2 separate regions of the Mus musculus genome follow, and region 2 is linked to region 1. Evidence: chromatin loops called from intact Hi-C (ENCODE). Cell type or tissue: heart. All regions are shown on one strand.

What was found. A loop is a pair of places that touch in the nucleus more often than their neighbours do. Peaks named below come from ENCODE experiments on the same cell type or tissue, not always from the same donor. Only the 100,000 strongest peaks of a DNase experiment are listed, where the experiment ranks them.
Region 2: a loop joins it to region 1, with 2.7 times the contacts of the local background. A loop is called at or near these places in 4 of 42 quality-filtered maps.

The regions. Positions count from the first base shown.
Region 1 is chr14:101,512,559-101,520,558 of GRCm38, forward strand. All of the region lies in intron 1 of Tbc1d4 (TBC1 domain family, member 4), which reads right to left. Among named protein-coding and RNA genes, the nearest start is that of Tbc1d4, 93 kb to the right of the region's middle. In heart, CTCF peaks have their summits at 4,968 and 6,455; a DNase peak (open chromatin) is centred at 3,683; H3K4me3 peaks cover 637 bases; H3K27ac peaks cover 1,266 bases.
Region 2 is chr14:101,565,754-101,573,753 of GRCm38, forward strand. The region is part of intron 1 of Tbc1d4 (TBC1 domain family, member 4); the gene reads right to left. It also overlaps the pseudogene Gm34417. Among named protein-coding and RNA genes, the nearest start is that of Tbc1d4, 39 kb to the right of the region's middle. In heart, no CTCF peak of the experiment used is centred here; a DNase peak (open chromatin) is centred at 3,308; H3K27ac peaks cover 1,105 bases.

The DNA.
Region 1 (8,000 bases):
GAGGACTGAAGTTCAGTTCCCAGCATGTACGCAGCATGTCACATGGCCTCCTGCAACTCCAGCTCCAGGAGGCCCTGGTGCCCTGATGCCCTTTCTAACCTCTGCAGGCACTACCACTAATGCATGCAAACTCCACATGAACACGCTTTAAATGAAAGAGGAGAAGGGGGAGGGGGAGGGGAGGGGAAGAGGGAGAAGGGAGGGGAAGGGGAACAAAGGGGAAGGGGAAGAAGGGGAAGGGGAAGAAGGGGAAGGGGAAGGGGAAGGGGAAGAAGAAGAAGAAGAAGAAGAAGAAGAAGAAGAAGAAGAAGAAGAAGAAGAAGAAGAAGATTTGTAGATGATATCTCCCCATGCAGCCAGGCTGATCTTAAATTCTGAAGCTCCTACAATCCATTACCCTCAGCCTCGATGTAGGTGGGACTACAGGGATATGCTGTCACGTATGACGTATGGCCTCACTTTTAAATTTTTCCCACAATACCTCTAGATTCTTTGAATTTGCCTTAAAACCCTAAGGTATTATTTCAAAGGAAATGTTCTACGGTAAGATAAAGTTTAACTCTGGGTGGGTGCAGAGTCAAAAGAGACTAGAGTAATATGATGTTAAAATCAAAGAATCGCAAAGCTCTCGGTGCCTTTGAGAAGTCTCTGGCCTACCCCATCTTGTTACAAAACAAACTTCTTACATCAAAAGTTAAAGCAATAAAGAAGATAAAGAGATTAAACGAGAGGATCCGGGGCCAAAGAAAGCAGAGTCGCTCTGTGACTTGAACCAGACTCCTAGGAGCAGCTTTAGTTTTGATCTCCGGGCTGTAAGCCAAAATGGTTTCCTCTTAGCCTGGGCTTTAGAGTTCTTAGCAATCCTCAGCTACTTCGCTCCAACCCCTCGTGAAAGCACAGCTTTTCTCTTGCCTCTATTCTCCTGATATGATACCATGGAGCAGATCTGTGTAACCGTCATACCAAGGTCTTCCCCCGAGTCTGTCTTACTGTTCGTAGCACTGAACACTTACCTGTTTGTGAGTGTTTGTGTGTGTCTGTGCATGTGCGCGTGTACACGTGTATGTGAGTGACCACAGTGGCCAGGAAGGGGCATCAGAGCCCTTAGTGCTGTAGATACAGGTGATTGTGAGCAGCCTGATGGACACACTGGGGAAACAAGCTCTGGTCATCTGCAAGAGCCCTTAACTGCCGAGCCAGCTCTCCAGACCCCAGACAGATCTTCTTAGCCTAAGACCACTTTGAACTGCAGAAGCATATACCATACTCAAGGGGCACTCAAGGAAATCTTGGGGAATCTGATGATTTGATTAGAGTAGAATCCCCTTAGAAGCGGGGGTGCTCAATGACGGAGGGATGATAATAGAGCAGAGATGGGTGATAAGAAGTTAGAAGGAAAAAGTCATCAGATTCCCTGTCACAAATAAACCATTGTTTGAAAACAGATGAAATCCATTGCATGGAATGGTTTAAAAAAAAAAAAAAAAAAGCACAGAGCATGAACTTTGTCCTCAGTGACAGCCCCACGACAATACTGACTTCTGCCTCCAGAAGGGTCTCCATCTGTCTTCAGTTTTCCATCTGGAAAGCGTACATCACAGTACTTCTCTCACACGTAAGCTCAAAGGAAAATGTGAATGACGTGTGCAAATGTGGCGGAATGAGGTGGGACGGTAAACTAGCCAATAATGTTTTTAATTAAAGCTAAAATATCATTCTGCTCTGTGCTATATAAGAACCTGAAAGAGGCCATGTCAATATAAACATTCTGGCCTTCGGGGAACAGGGGGAACTGAGAGACACGAGGAGGAGAAGAAATTCTATGCGCAAGATGAGTAAAATACTGAGGGTGTTAGAGAGTGAAAATGTCCAAGAAGAAATTGGAATAAGACTCTTCACCGTTCTCGAAAAAGGATGCTCTGTAAGACACAGCGTAAATGTCAAGCCAGTGAGGACCTGGTCCCGCAGATATCTGGGGAGGCTTGTTCCCAACAGAGAGACCACCAAGTTCAAGGCTCTGAGCCACAGACTTGCCTGGGCTGTCCAGGGAACTGCAGGAAGCCCTTGTGGCTGGGATGGATGAATGAGCAAGGATTATGAACTGAGGAAATTGTGGGGACATGGAGACTGACATCACGCGAGCCTTGAAAGGACTTCAGCTTTTATTCTTATTGTTGAATGGTTGAATGGAGTCATGACAAGATTTATGTTTTCAAAGGACCCCTTGGTTAATGCAGAGAAGACTGGTAGCTCTGGCAACCCAGGGTAAGCACACCCAGGAGCAACCAACAGGGAGGTGTCGAGCAGCAGGGGGCAGCTGCACATTGTTTTAAAGATACAGTGTGGGTTTGGGGGTGTCCTCAGGCGGGGAGCAGGATGCAGAGATGTCAGGATAACTTCGTGCTTGAGAGTAACTAGGGATACAACAGGCTGGGAGGTGCAGCTGAAGAAATCCAGAGCTTGGGTTGGGTTATAAATTTCTCGTCTCACAGTATCAGCTGGCAGCTGAATCTATATCCCTCAGAAGAGAGAGGATGGCTGGCATAGAAAACATGACACTGTTATCCTACAGATGGCCTTTAAAGCTGTAAGATTAGATGGTTTTCATCAAGAGACTTTGTACAGGGGCTGGAGAGATGGCTCAGTGGGTAGGGGGCTTGCTGTGTAAGAATGAGAGCTTAAATTTAGAACCCCAGAAGCCAAGTCATCCAGGGGAGTACACATACGTCATCCTAAGACCCCATGAGATGGGAAGTGGAGATAAGCTGCCCCAATACTCCAAGGCCAGCTAGCCTGACATACTCTGCAGTGAACAAGAGAACTGATGCCCACGGCTGTCCCCTGACCTCTACTCTGTGACACAGTTTAAAAGGAAAAAGGTGTTGCACACGTATCAGAGAGAAACAGACAGAAAATTCCCCAGCCCAGCCCCCTCCCATGACTCCAAGTGCATACCAATCCAAGTGAGGAAGACTGAAGACATGTGAACAAAGGGAACTGCATCAAGAACCAGGAATAGAAGCATCAGAGAAGACCCTGAGGCCAGAAAAAGCGGAATAACCAATATGCTTGGGGTCATTGGTGGTTTTCATCTCTCTCACACACACACACACACACACACACACACACACACACACACACACATACACACATTGTGTAGGCAGCAGGCAAAAGCCATACTAGGGTAGACAAATTCAGGAACAAAGCCTGAAGCAACAGGGACAGACTGGCTCTGAGGACTTGGCTCAGCTGTTGCTTGCTGCTCTTCCAGAGGACACAACTTCCATTCCCAGCACTTGTATCGCAGCTCACAACCATCTGTAACTCCAGTTCCAAGGGACCTGAAGCTCGCCATGCATCGGGCACACACTTGGTGCAGAGACAAACATGCTGGCCAAACACTAATAATATACACACACACACACACACACACACACACACACAAAACAATAAAATAAACCTAAGGAAAACGTTACAAATAAAAGTATTCAAATGATGGCTTCTGATGAAGAAAGCCGCAGGAACAATGTCTGTACGTGGGCAAAAGGGAAGAGACAACACAACGGAGGTGGGAATAGTTCAGCGAGTGAGGCAGGGGCTGCAAAGTGCTGCTGTGGGCAGGCATGGCGCTGTGGGCAGGCATGGCGCTGTGGGCAGGCGTGGCGCTGTGGGCAGGCATGGCGCTGTGGGTAGCAGACTTCCTCCTTCCACTCCCGCAAGCTCCTCTGTAAATCACAAGGCAGCTCATGAGCAGAGCTGAGGACAGGGAGGAAGATTCAGCACGGCACTGAAGGTGAGACATTGAATTTAATTCAAAGTGATTACAGGCCAACTTGCAAGGCAAACTTGTCTTGATATCTTAAGGTCACTCTTTCTGAGATGTCACGGAAGCAATTACAAGTTAATGGAAGGTTTTACTAGAGAGCTTAAATATCTTGGGTAAGATCTGGTCATTGGCAAATAGAAAGCTGGAGTCGGCACCTACATGAAGGCATAGAAATAAACTACGCTCCCAGCATAGGCTGTGGCTGGGGACTAAAGTGGAAGTTTCTGGTTGTAATGCGATGCAGACTCACATGGTCTTTTGCTGAACAAGACTCACACTGCATTTTGCTGAGGCAGACTCACATGGTATTTGGAGGGCGGGAGATTGAAGTGTTTTAAAACCCTTCTTAAAAGTGGGATTTAAAAAACCCTAAGCCTACAGGGAGCTATTCTAAGACGTATTGTATTGGTTCCCTTTCTTGTTGCCATGACAAATTATCTACTTATACAACTTAAGGAAGAGTTTATTTTAGCTCATAGTTTGAAGGGATGTAGTCAATCAGGGAAGGAAGAAGCAGGAGGTAGCTAGCCCCATTGTACCTGAAGTCAGCAAGAAACAAGAAAAAACAAGCCGAATTTTCCTCTGCTTGCTTTCTCCTTTGTTCTGGAATTGCAGCCCCTGGGAAGGTACCACCCATATTCAGAGCAGGCCTTCGCTCCTCAGTTAAATCTCTTGGAGACACGCCCACAGACAGGCCCAGGGGTGTGTCTGCTAGGTAACTCCAAATCCAGTTGGGAGAACAGTGAAGATTAACATCACAAATGCATTTTGCAGTAAGTCTGTGTATACTTACACGGTAAGAGAGAACATTTTGCATCTTACTTGTGTCGCTTATGAAAAATAATTTTTTATTTCTTTTCTGATATAGATACAATTTTCAAAAGGCAAAGTCATTGACTCATGAGAGTGAAACTTCTTATGCACTCAGAAAAGTCCATCTGTTTTCTAACTGTAGCAACACAGCGTACAGGACTATGAAACACTGTGAATTACTATTATCTATCATGGCATTGTGAAATTCATGGTTCTGAATGCTGCAAGTCCCTGCAACCAATACAAAACACAGTGAACCAATCTATTAGTTGATTCTATTGATCAGAAAATGTACTTAATGCTTAGTGCCCGCATTTACTGTAATGACCACGAGGGGGAGTGTTTTCACCTGGACTACCGTAATACAACTGCAAAAGAATAATACTGAAAAAAATAGTTTGTAAAATGTCATTACCACTGCTCTTATTTTAGACCGTTTTAGATATAAAATCAACCACTTAGAAGCAAATCATTGTAAATTTGAATAATTAAACAAGTGTGCCAAACCAATTAGCAAGTTAATAAAAAGAAAGGTTACTTTGAATAAAAAAATTATCGTAAAGTCAGGATTTAATAGACTTGAACCTGTTAAATATGTTCACAGAGAGCATAATAAACATAGTAAGAAAATATGTCTTGGCATTTTATCAGGGTATATGAAAATATAGAGCCTTCTAAACAAAGCGACGGAGGGGACAGTTAATAAATTTCAACTCATAAAATGTCTGAACTCAAGAGGAGTGGAGGCTTTAGGCAAGCCGTGATTGTGCAACGGAATGGGGGCCAGGGGGCAAGTGCTGAGCCAGAGAGAATCTGGACACCCCAAGTTCGCTGAGATCAGTAGATAGAGTTGTAATGGTATCAGGAAACAAACACACCACACATTTCTCAGAAACCTATTTCTGTCCTGGCGTGCCACATTGCTTCAGACATTCATAACAGCACAACAGATCTTTCACATTGTAAAGCCCTCTTCTCCAGAGATTTCAGTTGCTTGCATACAATATCTTTAATCTATAAAGGTGCACGGGCTCCTCTTCTTCCAAGACGAAAAACAAAAAACAGAAACAAAAACAAACAAACAAACAAAAAAACGATCCTAACTCCATATCACTGAAAGATAACGTGAAAACACACAATTGCCTTGTCTCCAAAAATAGGCGGGCAGGGAGGGCAGCCACGAGCAGCCAGATGACTCTCTGACCCACGAGGGCACATTCCGTGGGTCAGAGAAGACTGCTGCGTTCTCCACGGTCCCAATTAAGACTGGAGCTCGGTATGACCCTGTCCTTGACCCTTACAGTAGAACTTCACTCCTCTGAAAAACAGGGGTCGAGGTGAAGTGTGACTGATACTGTTATCGCCAGTATGTTAAAAATGAATAGTGCGATGGCTTCCAGCGAGGTTGCCTTTGGGGCTGTCAGTACACGTTCAGATCTGGGAGCACAGTCAACATCAATCACCCAGGGAAGCTCTAACCAGAAAACATAGAGTCGGCTCTCATAGCAGCAGAGTGGAGGGGTTCCTCAGTGTTCATTAGAAAGCACAAAGCCACCTCCTCTTCCCACTCCACTGAAGAGAATCTAACCATTAGGAGGCTCAAAGGACATGATTCCTCCTGTCACCTTTGGTGGTAGAAAACAACAAACCAGCTTGGTACCGTAAAGGGCTTTTCCAGAAATAACATGCTTATATGTGCTTTACAGATCTGGCATCAAATTAATAAATGCAATACACACTGTCGCAAGCAATAAGCCTCTACCTCTGTGATCTCTGAAACTGCTTTGAGAGACACCTGAAAGAGTGCACCTCCCAGCCACAAGAGGCCCCAGCCTACCTTGTGCTCTCTTGGCAGGTTGCTTCTCCCATTCAGCAGAACTCCTAATATGTTCTGTAGCAGTGTAATCAAAGACCTCAAGTAGATATTTCTACTTATGGAACTGTATAAATACCACACATTTGGCTATGGATTTCTAAGTCCTTCAGTTTCTCCTCAGAAATTTAAACTGACTTGTAACACTATCATATTTGTAAGAATATAGAAGCCTTGGGGAAATGGCTCAGTGAGTGGTGTTTGCAAGAGAGCCCAAGTTCAGGTCCCCAGAAGTCAGTCAAATGCCAGGGATGGAGGTGCCTGCCTGTAATTTCAGCAGTGGTGAGACTGAGACAGGCAGGTGCCAGGGGCTCATTAGCCAGCTAGGTTATCGTGACATCCACACACATTCAAGCATGCACACACACACACACACACACACAGAGAGAAAGGCGTGTGGTGAATGCTAGGTAGGCTATCCTAGCATCCACACCTGAACACACACACACAGTCACATACACACACACACACACATGGGGGGGGGGGGTAAAGAATACCTGAACATCTTCTTAATATCTCTGGTACTAGGTTTAATGAAGCTAGTGTTTTGGTGTTAGCATTGCAACCAACATGATTTAAGATAGAAGAAATGAATAAAATCTGTTCAATGGTCACTAATAATGAGTGTGCACGCTGTGATCCTGTGGGCAAAATTCAATTTCATCAGCCTTCTCAAAGAAGAGATGTTTATTGAAGATGAATATGCTCTGAGAGACTTCACACCCGAAACCAAACTCAAAGCAAGCGAGGGTTTCTATGTCTATGTGTGAACAACTCTGAAAAATATCCGTGAGGGATTTAGCTGTGGTAGACACGACTGTAACGTCTAAATAGCATCCACTACAATGTAGATCAAACTTGGTGCTGTCGATTCTTGTACCGTCTCCAATCCAAATCTACCCCCACAAAGGCGCACAAGAAGCCACTCTGGTGACAGGTTTGGACAGGTTTCATTCAGTCCCACCAGGTCTGCTTTAGATGTACCCTAACATTACCACAGTGGAAGATGACATGCAGTCATTTTTCACTGATGGCCCCCAGCCATTACGTTAGCTGGGTACCACAGGTGTCCATATGTTCTCCCAGGACAGAGTTAGTCTGCAGTAGCAGGAAATGAAACCAAGAAGAAAAGAGAAATTGAAGGGAAAAAGGAAGTGAAGTTTTTGTCAGGTCAAGTCCCTGAGTGGAGGATAATGACACCCTTGATGTCAGGGTAGCTGGTGAGCTCCTGGCCTCCTATAATCCTGGGCCTCTCCAGGATTCCTTTAAATGTTGGTTTCCACTCTTGCCTCAGAGTTGTAGCTAATAGTACTAGTTTGTGAGAATACACGTTGATAAATCCACTAAGAAACTATTACTGTTTCATAGAACCCGCAGAAATCAATCATCAGGATCGGTTTCATCAATCATGATTAAAACTGAAAGCAATAAATGATTACACTACACTAACCCAATGTTCCTCTCGGATAAAAGTCAGCTGAGGAGGAC
Region 2 (8,000 bases), 53 kb after region 1:
GTCTCATAAATATTTTTTTAAGGTGGGGTTATTTCTAGCTTCTCCAGAAAGCACTAGCCCACAAATTCTTTTAAATCTGATACCCTAAAAAGTAGCTGATGTCAAAACTCTGGCAGTTCTCCAGTGGATAAGTGACTGTCACACACCAGCTAACTCCTTAGGAACAGCTAATCCCTCTATAAAACTGAGTGAGCTGCTAAATAGCCCAACTTCCCAGTGGGAAGTCGCCGCCACCATCGTTGTCAACTACTGGAAGGTGCCCCATCATTGGCTGCTAGAAAAAGGGTGCCTGTACAGCAGAGTTGTGCTCAGCGTGATTAATAAACCCATGTTTTAAAAAATCCATTCTAACAACTTTTAGAGAAAATATAGCCAAAGCCACTCCAATGTAGGGGAATGTTCTTAGATCAGTAGACTAATAAATATATATCCAAAGCCACTACAGTGTAAAGGAATGTTCTTAGATCAGTAGACTAATAAACATACACAGCCCGAGTTGGATTTCTCCACCAAGCTCTCGTTTTCCAACATGGTGCAACCTGTTTCTCACTTGGCTATGTTAATAAATACATGATGGTAAATTGGTCTTTCAATAAATACTTTCTCACCCAAAATACCCTTTCTCTTGGAAACATGGCCCTCTTCTTGTGAATGTTCCATTAACTAGGTTTTCCTAGGAATCCCTAGAACCTTGCAATTGAAGAAAAACAAAGAAGCTAAGCAACCCTATTAAAATAACCGTGATATTTTAGCAATTCCAAATGATTCGAGTGGGCACACGTGAACATTCACTAACACTAGAACGTTCTACTGCTCCACTCTAGAAACTCACCGCTTCTGAGACGCCCATCTTGACAAAAGCCTAAAAGAAGTTAGGAGCAAATGCCATCAGTGTCACCACCCCCCTCCCCGAGTTCACATCCTCCCAGAAAGAAGAGCTTACAGCCCTGTGTCTGGCTCCTGTAAAGGTGCAAAGTGCTAAAGGAAAAGAAAGACCACACATTTGAGAATCCAGGCTGCAAGCATTAACCCTACCAAAACCATTTAAAATATAGCTTTTCCTCCATAAACATTGAGTGTCTCATCACTTAGCCTGTGTTGCAATTTAAAGTCAGCTCCATCCACCCCAGAAAAAAAAGTGAGTAATCCAAGTCCCCAAGAGTCCTATTTCAGAAAACCTTGCTTCCCACAGTTTTGTACCTACGCAATAAAAAGACATATGGCACAACACAAAAGCATTTACAGTTTGAGACAAGTTAAGCGGAAAGCTACATATGTTAGGTATCAAATGTTTTATGTGGTTTTCTGTTGACCATCTATCTTTTTGTATTATTTTTAATCTAGCCTATTCTAATTAAAATATAATTGCATCACTTCTCATCTTCCCTTTCTTCCCTCCGACCCCTCCCATAGTGCCCCTCCTCTCTCACTCAAACTGATAACCTTTTTCATTGAGTATGATTACACACATACACACACACACGCATACATAAAGAGAAGGGGCACAAATATAAAAATACATCCTGTTGTGTCTGTTTTTATTGTTTGTGTGTATGTGGTATATGATTTCAGGAATGACCATTTGTATCAGTAACTCCTCAGGAACCTCTTTCCTGGGAAAGGTTAATCTCCCTCTCTCAGCAGTCATTAGAGGCTTATAGTTCTTGGTCTAGAAGGGAGACTTCATGAGATTTTTTTTTCCCTTCTGCACTGGCATGCCTATTGACATTGTCCTTTTTTGAGTGCTCGTTTCTAGGAAACACATTCTCACAGCAGACTCCTTGGACCTCTGGTTCTTTCAGTCATTCCATCCCCCGTTCACTGATGTCCTACAGCCCTGGACGCTGGAGGTCTGATGAAGATATATCCATTGTGGCTCCCCAGGATCCTTTGATCTCTGTACTATGTCCGGTTATGATTTCCTGTAATGTGGACCAGGTATCTTGAGAGCAATGCACGTCGTACTAATGCTGAAAATGAGCTCTCGGTGGTTGTGGCCTTTATGCCCGTGAGCATGTCTGCCAGGGAGAAACTATCAACTAAGAGGTCCTTCCATGTCCTCCATTGAAGAGATCTTAAGTAAGATTTGCTAAAACTAAACATATTTGTTAAACTTTATGGGTACATTTTCATTCTTATAGAACTCATGCTGATTTTTTTATTCATTTAAGACCCAAATATAGCAAAACCCATAGCTTCTATATTTTACAATTTAGGCTCAAGGCTTTGACACCTACTTGAATATGTTACTAATAACTCAATAAACGACATTTAATCATTTTTATTCTATATGTGGTGTGTGTATGTGCACGTGTAGAGCCCAGAGGTTGACACTGGTATCTTTCACTACCATTCTCTGCTTTATCTTTTGAGACACGGTCTCTCCCTGAATCCAGAGTTCATTGATTAGCTGGTCTGGCTGACCAGTAAGCTCCAGGGATCCATCTGACTCCACCCTCCCCACAGCACGAGGGCTACAGAGATGAGCAACTACAGCCAGCTTTTATGTGGGTGGTGGGGATCTGAATGCCTGTGATTTTGTAGCAGTTTACAGATGAACTATCTGCCTAACCCCCAACATGCTTAACCTCTTAAGCTCACATTCTTTCTCCAATGTCAAGCATACTTCTTCATTATACAATATGGTGGGATTTCTCCTCATGAAGAGTATCCTATCAATGACTATGTTCCTCTCTCTACATAAATGAACACTTATGCTTACTTACAGAACATCCTGCAGTCTGTGTGGTGGAGTCTAGTTTTTGTTGGTTTGTTTGGGTTTTGTTTGTTTGTTTGCTTGCTTGCTTGCTCGTCTTGGTTTGTTTTTCAAATACTAATTTGTTTTTACCCTCAGCTTAGGAAGCCAAGTAAGTTTTAATTTAATCCATAGAGTAGATAATACATTAATGACCACATAACGACGCCCATGTTCTAATGTCCTAGCTCAGTCTTGGTTTGCTTTGGTTTGCTTTGGTTTTTTGAGACAGGATTCCATGTAGCCCAGTTTGGCATTAAATTGCTGGGCAGCTAAAGATGATCCTAAATTCCTAGGCTCCTGCTTTCACTTCCAATGTGTGAGGATATAGCAGTGAGAAACCACATTCAGCTTTGTGTCCTAATTACTGATGAATCACATGGCAAAAGAACTGTGAGGGTGTGATTAAGAAGGGTCATGAAGTGGGGGTGAGAGTGTGGGGGTGGTTATCCTGGCTATTCTCAGCAAACCCAGTGCACTCAGAGTCCTTACTTAGGGAGGCGAGGGAGTGAGGGAAGGAGATATGATCCCTGAAACAGATGTCAAAGTGATGCAATTTCTGGAAGGTGGCCTCAAGCCAAGGAGTGCATGTAACCTCCAGGAGCTACAAAAAAAAGCAAGGGACAGATTCTCCCCTGAAGCATCCAGAAGGAAGGCAGTCCTGCCAGCCCACTGCCCCTGGCACCGTAAGACCTATTTCAGGTGTCTGACCTCCAACACGGTCAGGTAATAGACTTCTGCTGCTCTAAGTTTATAGTAATTTGCTACAGTAAAAATGATCAGTTTTATTAGTGGCAAGGATAAACAGGGCCAGTATTAAAGCTAATTAATCATACACAAAATATCCAAAACAACTTAGAAATAAATATCCTAAAAATTATAATTAACATTTGAGTTAAAGGGTATGATTTACTAATGGTTTCTTAAAAATCATGTTAATTACATAGTGCTTTGGGGAGGATAATAATCATTAGATAAACAATTTTTAATCTGCGCTGTGTTAAGCACTAGTGATCAAAAGATAAGTAATGAAATGAGATACACACGAGTGAATGAGCAACTTACAATAATCTGATATATGCTACAATCAGAGAAAAACATAAAAAAACAGGTTGATAAACACAGACACACACAAAAATGGCTAATTCCTCATGAGTGGGGGGCAGTCATTGGACAGTGAAGTCTGAGGATAAACTCAATCAGGCTACAGCATAAAGTAGACAACAGTCCTGAAAGAAACTAGACGTCATCCGCAAACAATGGAAAATCTGAAGAGGCTGCAGGGCAGTTGTGTGATTGACACAAACTTAGAAGGAAAGGAGGCTGGAGAGGTGGCTTGGCAGTTAAGAACACTGGCTGTTTTTCCAGAGGACCTGGGTTTGATTTCCGGCATGCACATGGTAGTTCAAAACTATCTGCAACCTCCAGTCCCAAAGGACTCTAAACTCTCTTCTTACCTATAGAGCACCAGGCACACATGTGGCCAAAGACAAGCATGCAGGCCAAACACCCATACATGTTAAATAAATAAACAGCTCTAACTTAAAATGTTATATTGTAGAAGGTCAAAACACTGCCTATGGTGTAAAGCATATGAAGACTATACTAATGCTGAAAGAACATATTTATTCTAGAGCAACACAATTATGTCCCATTTTTTACCCCATAGAAATTCAATCCTACCTTATCACTGCCTTCATGAGTCACAGCCACCACGACTGATTCTGGTTACTTTTCTCCACACAAATTCTCACTATACTATAAATACATAAACCCCATTAAAGAGGGTGGGGCTTTAGAGTAAGACTCTGGCACTAAATGTGCCTGCCATCTTGGATGATACTTAGAAGTTGGGTGCATTCCAGCTATGATGAAGTCACTGTATCTGCTCCCTGCTCAAATCCTACTGATCCATTGATCTTGCTGTCACCTAAGACATGCTTCTCTGCCTAAGTTCCCCCAACAAATTGCACTCTGGGACATCTTAATTCTGTCTGCTGCCCCTGCAAGCTGCTCTGGCGCCTTCAAGCTGGCTCACATACACTGAACCCAGGTTTTCCTAGAACATCCCCAAATCTTAATATTCAGTCACAAACACTCCAAGATCATTCACTACCTTTTATCAGGCAAGTGCTTTGTAACATAAAATAAGATTTATGCTACGGGTTACACAAAGCTATGGAACTGTATATAAAGTAAGCAAAGTGAATAGTAACAAAATCAACTAACTATTTTATGAAACTCATCTGCAACTTACACTTTCAAAAAAATGGTCCCAAATTCATATCACAAGAAAACAAAACTTAATGTGAAGAAACAGTGATATGTATAGTTTTAAAAAACGTGATCTACTCTCAAAAAATGCAAAGCCATTCTTCAAAAAAGATATCCAAGATGCTTTCCCCATAAGTATTTTTTAAACATCTTATTCCTAGTATCTATACGAAAATTGAAAGTATTTTTCTATATTACAAGAATGTCGGGGCTGGTGAGATGGCTCAGTGGATAAAAGCACTGACTGCTCTTCCGAAGGTCCTGAGTTCAAATCCCAGCAACCACATGATGGCTCACAACTATCTGTAATGAGATCTGATGCCCTCTTCTGGTATGTCTAAAGAGAGCTACAGTGTACTTACCATATAACAATAAATAAATAAATAAACCAGAGTGAGCAGGGCTGGAGCAAGCAGAGGTCCTGAGTTCAATTCCTAGCAACCACATGATGACTCATAACCATATGTACAGCTACAGTGTACTCATATATATATAATAAATAAATAAATCTTTTTTTTAAAAAAAAAAGAATGTCTATAGTACTAACCTCACTGGAGAATTAAGTCATAATAAAACTTTGTATCAATGTGAAATTGCAAACTCTAACACTGTTCAACTCAGTGTTAGAGACAGAATGGCACTTTGATAGCCTCTCCACCCTGTAATTCAGCGGCAGCACGAGCAGCTTGGTATTGCAGCCTCATTACCTGTGTTCCTGTTCATCTGTAGGCCTCGAATCAGACTCACACATCTTTGTGTCTAGTGGATGGCGTGCATCTATGCACATGTTATGTTCAACCCATGTGCTCAGGAGAAGTGAGCATAATCTACTGGATTAGCAGTGGTTATTAGCAATCCCCATCTCAAGACTGCTCAAGTCTCAGTTTCAAAAAGTATTTGGACAAAGTGTGAGCCTCAGAATAAATACTACGCTTGCACATACCTTTTTTACTTCCTTAGTTTTCTGTAACAGAATCTCAAATAAAAACATGAGCTGCCAAAGAGGAATAAGCAATATTTAATGTTAAGCAAATGCTTTTACATTTCACCTCTGAAAATCTTCAGTTTTCCTACTACGTGAAACAGCATTAACAAAAAAATTGACTAACAGAATAATGTTGAATTAAAATTTGTTTAGATTTATTTATTTTTAGGAATGTGTGTGTATGTGTGTGTGTGTGTGTGTGTGCATGTCTTTGTGTACACCATGGTGTGCAGCAAGTGCAGGAGAAGGCCAGATGATATCAAATCCACTGAAACTGGAGTTACAGATAGTTGTGAACCACCGGTGTGGGTGCTGGAAATAGAACCTGGGTCCTATGTAAGACTAGAAAACCCTCCTAATAGCAAAGCCATCTCTTCAGCACCAGAATTAGCAGAATGAGAGAAAATAACTATGCATATGAATATCATTCACAAATAAGATTAAAATTACTGTATAGATCCTAGTGTTTGACCATAGCATTGTATACATGTACTGAAATACCATGCTGCACTCCACAAATATATGTAACATATACAATTACTATGTGTTAATAGAAAAGGAAAAATGAATTACGAAAATTTTGAGAAGCCATAAAATAGAGCAGTGTTTTAGTCCTTTCTACTTCAAAATAGAAAGTAAGTCTAAAATCAACTTTTTTCTAATTCATATTAACCGGTCATTTATTAGCATGTACCATTGGACACAGTGGCTTCCACCATGCTGAGTTGGGGGAGGGAGCTGACAAGCAGCAGCGTCTGACTGCTTCCACTCATTCTTGTCTTGGTCCCACTTGGTGGAGAAGTCCTAAATGGGGTTGACCTTCCTACGTAGCATCTGATTGCTCTGCATGGTCACCCGGTCTCGATCAAAAGTCTGAGGGATTGGGCCATTCACAGAGTGCATCTCCCAAATCGGAATGGAAGCCATGAAGTCAATGAAGAGCATGGCCATGCTCACAACAGTCTTCCACCTATCGGTGCCCCTGTTTATCTCAGCGGAGCTCTTGCTAAACTGAATGCAGTACAACTGGAATTTCTCATCCTGGATAGGATGCCCCAGTCAGCCTTTTCCACCTTCAGGGTCTTGTGGCTGGTAGACAGCAATCTGATGTGAGCCACATCGGGTAAGGCAAAGTCATAAATAGGGAGAGCTTAGTCTTCACTCTTCACAACTTTCCCATGTGCTCAAACACACACCGAGATAGAATGGCTGCCTTGCCAACTGGACTAAGTGTCCTGGTAGTCAACATTCTGCCACCGCTGCCCTCTACACCTGGGCTGCTGGTGACCAGAAGACTGGGGCCCTGAACTGGAAAAGCTAAATTCATTTTCAGTTGGCTCTAGAACAAGAAAATGTTAAATTACTATTCAAATCTGAATGTAACTGTTTGGCAAGTTAAAAACTGAAGAACAAAACCAAGGGTGAAAAGAAGAAAGAAACAAACAAACAAAAATACAGGCTTTCTGTCCTGCTCCAGCTGAGAAGTTTCCTCTGGGGCTGAGCGAAGCTAAAAATAGTTTCCTCTCTTAGCTTGATGAAAATCATCAACTGCGTAACTGCCACGTGCTTTGTTTATTTTCTGTCATGGCTCCTCTGGACTTAAGTGGATAATTATTTACTTCAGTGTGGAGTCAGCCCTCTCCCATCAGAGGTATTCAGATAGAAAAGAGAATATAGTCACTGGCCAGGGTTCATTGGTGCCAAATAACCGCACTATCGTGGTCAGAGCATGAAATAAACACAACAGGCTTGTGTGTTGAAGGCTCGGTCCTCAGATGGTGGCACTATTTGGGGAGAGCTAGAAACAACCTGGTGACCCTCGGGTGGGGTAAGTAGATAGCTGGAGGCATGTCCTTTGAGGGTTTTATCTTGCCATGACTCCTGACTGTCTGTCTTTCTCTACTTCTTGCCTACTATGAGGGCAGCAATGAATGCCTTGTTAGCTCTGACGCTCTGCCTCATGGAAATCAACGAACAATAGAGCAA